Linked DNA regions of Homo sapiens: region 1 is linked to region 2. The links are chromatin contacts, found by Hi-C in ENCODE. All regions are on one chromosome and are shown on one strand. The core of a region is the stretch at or near the end of the contact, and the rest is flanking DNA. Distances in the headings are between cores, read along the strand shown. Region 1 holds the start of KRTAP11-1 (keratin associated protein 11-1). Region 2 holds the start of KRTAP21-2 (keratin associated protein 21-2).

Evidence for each region. Hi-C counts contacts between places; a loop is a spot of excess contacts on that map.
Region 1: a loop to region 2 is called in a map of breast epithelium, with 12 times the contacts of the local background. The contact joins the promoter of KRTAP11-1 here to the promoter of KRTAP21-2 in region 2. A Hi-C loop is called at or near these places in 1 of 168 maps with a recorded cell type or tissue (breast epithelium).

Annotation. Positions count from the first base shown.
Region 1 is chr21:30,879,939-30,883,285 of GRCh38, reverse strand. It overlaps KRTAP11-1 (keratin associated protein 11-1), which reads left to right and starts at 1,706. Exons shown (of 1, transcript NM_175858.3): 1 at 1,706-2,642. The coding sequence starts at 1,762. The coding sequence ends at 2,253.
Region 2 is chr21:30,745,813-30,748,856 of GRCh38, reverse strand. It overlaps KRTAP21-2 (keratin associated protein 21-2), which reads left to right and starts at 1,598. Exons shown (of 1, transcript NM_181617.3): 1 at 1,598-2,063. The coding sequence starts at 1,655. The coding sequence ends at 1,906.

The sequences.
Region 1 (3,347 bases), core at 457-2,956, 130 kb before region 2:
CTTCCATAGTAGCCTGTGAACCTGTGGCTGGGAGAAGCCTGTAAACTAGTAATCCATTTTACAACATGCAAGCCAGGCCCTAGGGCCAAGGACTCAGGCCTTCAAACACCAACTAAGATACCCTCTGTGGTGGGAAGAGCATAGCCACAACATTGTGGAAAGTAGTCATCTCATTAATTTCACCCCGTTCCTGGGAACACATGGTGAGTCACTGAGGGAGGGTCAGGACATTGAGGTCTGATATCTGGGAATCATGCTATTGCTCACAGCACCCTCTTCTTTGGGTGTGTCGTTAGTTTCCAATTAGGGATTTCTGATGAGTCCTGACATAACGCTGTTTGCTTTGTGGATATTTAAAACATAGCTTACCTGTAGCCCTCAAATACATGGAAATCCATTTTATTCCCTTACGCTCCCTCATGTAAGCTAGTTTAAAAATGAGTCAGATGCTACAGCTGTTTTGGGACAGAAATACCACTGACCACTTGAAGCGATGTTGAAGTTGCTTATTTTGCCAGAGTTGAGGCAGTTTATTCATCTATGTTCAGGTGGACCCAAACGAGCCATCATTCTGGTGTTTAAAATTCATTATATTGTAGTGAGATGAAATAAAATAGAGTGATATCCCTATAGCTTCCCCAAGCATAAAAAGAATAATTAAATATAGCACACTCTTCACACATCTCTTCATTACCAAACATTGATTAAGTGCCTGCTTCCCCCAGCTCTGCCTCCCCCTTATCCCTGATGGAGACAATGACCTTGAAGAGCCTTTAGTTTGTCCATAATTAAAATGCATTCTATCTATATGTGTGAAAATAAATATCTTTTGAACATATTGAACAAATTGGGAGAAAGACACTGTACCCTTTCAAATTAACATTATGATAATTTTAAAAATTAACTAAGCCTTTTCCACTGGCATATTAATGAGACCCAGGAGTCACTATTATCCACTGTTATTAAATTAAACATTTTAGGAATAAAGCTCATCCAATTTACTTAGAAAAGGTCTTGGCTACAAATACAGTTGCACTTAGTTAGCTTCTAATTTGCTTTGTTGGTTGAACATAAAGGGTGGGTCCCACTGCCCTCTAGCCTTCCCACGGGCATCTTGTTTGAGTCAGTTGATTAATTTTGAGAGCCAGCTCAGACTTTGGATACAAGTCTCTGTGCCCTTTGTTCCTGTCAAGTGTTGTCACTGTTGTCTTGAAACATATTCAAGGAGGCACCTTCCCAATGAGGAGCTCCGTTAGGTGTGGTAGAGTGACTGATTAAGTTATGTTTAAAAGATATTAAGTCCAGTGACAAATGAAACAGGGCATGGGCTTGTAATTGGTCCTGGTAGGGAGGGAGAGAGTGTGTGATGGTAGGATGGTGGCATCTTTGGTAGGATGAGTGTCAGGTCAACACTCATCATAAGCAAGATGAATGAGGGACAACGTGTGGGCTGGGATGACCAATAGCTTTGAAGCTGCCAACCAGCCTTCTTAATCAGACTAAGTACAGTACAGAAGACTTGTGATTTAGTTACCAAACTACTAAACTTTCTTTATGAGGGTGAAGGCTTCTTAAGAGACAATTAATGTGTAGATTCACAAGATGTTCTAAGGCAAACTGGTCTGAGCCAAAGAAGCCACGGAGACCAGGGAGAGAGCCCCACCCACCAGCAAGGATATATAAAAGCTCAGGAGTCTGGAGTGACATTCACAACTCAGGAGGTAACTTCAGCAAGCTACCTGCAGCCCTCTGTCTGACATCATGTCCTTCAACTGCTCCACAAGAAATTGCTCTTCCAGGCCCATTGGAGGACGCTGCATTGTTCCAGTGGCCCAAGTTACCACGACTTCCACCACTGATGCTGACTGCCTGGGCGGCATCTGTTTGCCCAGTTCCTTCCAGACTGGCTCTTGGCTCCTGGACCACTGTCAAGAGACCTGCTGTGAGCCCACTGCTTGCCAGCCAACCTGTTACCGGCGAACTTCATGTGTCTCCAACCCTTGCCAGGTGACTTGCTCTCGACAAACTACCTGTATTTCCAACCCCTGCTCAACTACCTACAGCCGGCCGCTCACCTTTGTCTCTAGTGGATGTCAGCCCCTGGGAGGCATCTCCAGTGTCTGCCAACCAGTGGGCGGCATCTCTACTGTCTGCCAACCAGTGGGAGGAGTCTCTACTGTCTGCCAGCCAGCCTGTGGGGTCTCCAGGACGTATCAGCAGTCCTGCGTGTCCAGCTGCCGAAGAACCTGCTAAGTGTGTAGGAGCCAGTGAGCGAATCAAGACTCCACGACCTGCCAGCTGTTTCCAGGATCTTCCAGCATGCTGCTTGTCCCTGAATAGCTCTTCATAGCTGACCCTTCTTGTGACCGCCTGACTGCTGGCTACTATCCATGCACACGCTGTCTTTAGCACTCTAAAATTTTTCTGGCCAGCCCTAAGCTTGTTTTAAGGGTTGCTCACTGGTGCTGTGTATGCCTCTGGATGTGTCCAGAAGCTTTACCATCCACACCCCAGTCTCTGATGCTTTTGACATGTTTTCACCTTGCTGCTGTATCTCCTGGCCTCTGCTTTTGTGTCTCACAAAAACAGAGCTTGTCTCACCATGTATTTCTCAATAAACCTGCATTAGTTGGCATTGCAAATGTATGTCTCAGCAGAATTCTTTTTTAAACATTTCAACTTTTAATTTAGTTTTTGCGGGGTACATGTGCAGGTTTGCTACAGGGGTATACTGTGTGATGCTGAGGTTTGGGGTATGATTGAACCCATCTGTCAGGTATTGAACATAGTACCCAATAGGTAGTTTTCCAACCCTTTTCCTCTTCCTCACTCCCCGCTCTTCCAGTTGCCAGTGTCTATTGTTTTTATCTTTATGTCCACGTGTACCTAATGTTTAGCTCCTACTTATTAGTGAGAACAGGTGGTATTTAGTTTTCTCAACAGAGCTCCTTGTTTGCAAGAGTCTTTGCTGATCAGGGTCTGATTTTTTTTTTCCTGAGCCTAGAATATGGGCTTAATCATTATGCCCTGTGACCAAACCAAGGATTATCTTATATTTTACTTGTTCAGAGAGAGTCTTCAGCTGTGCGGTGAAGTAAGGGCTATGATTTTTCTTTTCTTTTCTTTCTTTCTTTTTCTTTTTCTTTTTTTTCTTTTTTTTGAGATGGAGTCTCACTCTGTCGCCCAGGCTGGAGTGCAGTGGCACGATCTTGGCTCACTGTAAACTCTGCCTACTGGGTTCAAGTGATTCTCCTGCCTCAGCCTCCAGAGTAGCTGGGATTACAGACGTTCACCACTACGCCCGGCTAATTTTTGTAGTTTTAGTAGAGACAGGTTTCACCACGTTG
Region 2 (3,044 bases), core at 349-2,848:
CTCACTTTTGAAAGTTTATTACGAAAACATTACTTGACATATGTATATTTACACATATGTATATCACATACTTTAAAAATAGCAAAATTAAAATTCAAATCTCAAAATTTTAGTACAACAAATAGATCAATACAAGTATATACAGAAATTTGAAAAGCTGTTACTGTTTAGGAATGCTTATATTTGGGCAAAAGAAAAGGGGAAAAGAAAGAAAAAGTTTTGTCTCCACCATGTATCAGGGTCATTGCTACACTACTTATATTGCCTGTGTATTTTCTGTAGGCCTCTTAATAAAATTTTAAATAAAAGTAATTATTTTTATTCCCATTTGGCAGTTGCAGAAACTGAGGTTCATCTAAGTTGAGGACATTTTCCATGGTCATATAATTAGGAAAAGACTCAGTCAGGAAATTAACCAATCTGTTTTCCAGGGAAAGCTATTTCTACTACAGAGCCTCTGGAACATGGAGGACATTGTACTGATTATCAATTTGTGGCCCCTCAGCATCTAATTCATCCTTCAGTATATTCTCTGTGCTGATAGATGGGATTCCTTTAAGTATTTCTCCTTCACTGTGAGCATGGCTTCAAGTTTTCTCAGGAGAGGATGCAGCAGGGACATTGCAGGAGGAAACAGAGCTCCTGCATTTTTGGGTGTGGCACAGAAGGGCAGTAGAAGGTATCAGCAGTGTGGGTTAAGGATATCCAATGAAGCTCCACCTCAGTTTTGGGTCCAGGATATGCTGGAAATTATTATTCAGTAGAAAGCACCGATGTACAGCATAAACATCAGAGTGGTCCAATTATTATGGATATCCAATTGTTAATTCGGTTCTTAAACACAAACAAACCTGTGTTTAAGAACAGAATTTAACAACTGGACATCAACAACAAAGTTGTGAACCAAGGAATTCCCCTCACTTTAAATGGAAAAATCAAAAGTTTATTCTATAAATTTTAAATGACACATATTACATAACTGACCTGTCAGACGTTTAACAAAAATTTTTTTTTCAAGCAAGAGAAGGTCATAGACTGCCTAGAAAAGGGGGGAATGGTCAAACTTTTCTTCAGAGAGAAGGAGAGGGTTTCAAGAAGTTGAGGTAGCACGTGGAAATACCCAATTCTTTGTCCAAAAACCATGATTTAGTAATTTTTAGTGACTATGATAAGAAAAGAACACCAAGGTATTAGGAAAGAATAAGAAGAAATGATGATGATGATGGTATTAAGAGCAGTGAGAACTCCTTATTAAATAGATAATTCTCAAGACCTTACAAGAACAGAAAGATAAACATACATTTATAGGTCAAACATATTTTGGTGATGTGTTATGTCATGGCTATGAAATGAAACTATGGAAAACAAAATTATGGTTGTATAAGCTTGTGTGTTTAGAACTTGTATATTTGTTTTCTTTTCAGGCATAAAAATATTCCTAGGGAAGTCATAAGCAAATTATGAATTCCAAAGAAAGTAGATGTACACAGAATGAGCTCATTTTAGGCAGATGATTATAAAATGAGCAAATAGAGCCCATGTGAGGATGACCCATGCATCCCTGGAAGTATATAAAGGTCTTAGAAGAGTAGAGGACAGTCACACTTCAGAAATATCCTCCTACACCTCAACTGAAATCTAACCTCCTGAAATCATGTGTTGCAACTACTACAGAAACTGCTGTGGGGGCTGTGGATATGGCTCTGGCTGGAGTTCCGGCTGTGGATATGGTTGTGGCTATGGCTGTGGATACGGCTCTGGCTGTAGATATGGCTCTGGCTATGGAACTGGCTGTGGCTATGGCTGTGGATACGGCTCTGGCTGTGGATATGGCTGTGGATACAGCTCTAGCTGCTGTGGCTACCGACCACTTTGCTACAGAAGATGCTATTCCTCTTGCTACTAATCATCACTACAGGTCATCCTTGGCTTTGCAATGACCTCTCCAAGATCAAGTTCAATTGAAATCTCCCCTACCCATTATCTTCACATCTAAGTAAAGGTTGACTATGGTCACCTGACTATCTGAATGCATATAAGAGAAGCTGTTGGCAGTGGATGGAGACTGAGTAGTTTCATCACATCGCTGAAGAGAGGAGATTTTATTCTGATTAATTTTCTAGTGTAATTTTCTAATGTAAGCTCTTACATCTTTTTCTGAATCTTTGTGCCATGACTATTTGCTGAAACACAAGAGGACTATATAATTGGAGCATACTAAAATGGAAAAAAAATAGAATTTTCTTAATAAAAGGCCTTACTCACTAAGAAGTCTGGTCTCCTTAATGTCTCCTTAATTTGAGGTTTTGTGGCTTCCTCAAAAGCTGTGTGACCACAACTTTAAATAAGACAACGTTATTTTATTGGTTGAATCCAAATACTTGTGTTTTACATATTTCTTAATTCCTTGTATGTTAACTCTTTACATTTTTATTTAAACATGAACACAAATATTAAGCTCAAAATTTTAAAATATGCATGAAAAAAGAATTAGAATAGAACCAAGAATGAGACAGGGGATCTACTCATGAGGTTAATGCACTAGTTCAGCAATGACTATCTTGTTTGAGCTTAAGTCAAGGTAATTAAGAGGCAACAATATTAATTTAATGTTAATAGCTTTTGAAATATGTAAAACAAGAAATCTTAGACTAAGCAGATAAGTCTCCTACAAGTGCTCAAGATGGTGAGAAAGGATCAGGGCTCTTTTATGTTCCCACTCCCCACCCTTTCTGTGTGACTTTCATACTCATGGTTTTAAAGTGGTTGCTGTGTATGACCAACATTCTGCACAAGTAAGGACAAATGATGAAGAGCATCAGGTCTTTTAAAACTTTGTCCTCTTATTTGGGAAGGGACACTCTTCCTGGAAGAATTTTGACTGCCCTTGTTTGTACACATGTGTACTGTGACCACTCTTAGCTAAAGGTGTGTAAAGAACAAAAAGGTGTTCAGGGGTTCTGCTAGTCAGCAATCATGTGTGCCCAAAGTATGTAGGTCTTTGGGATCAAGAGGAAAGGACAAAAGACTGAGGAAGCAAAACC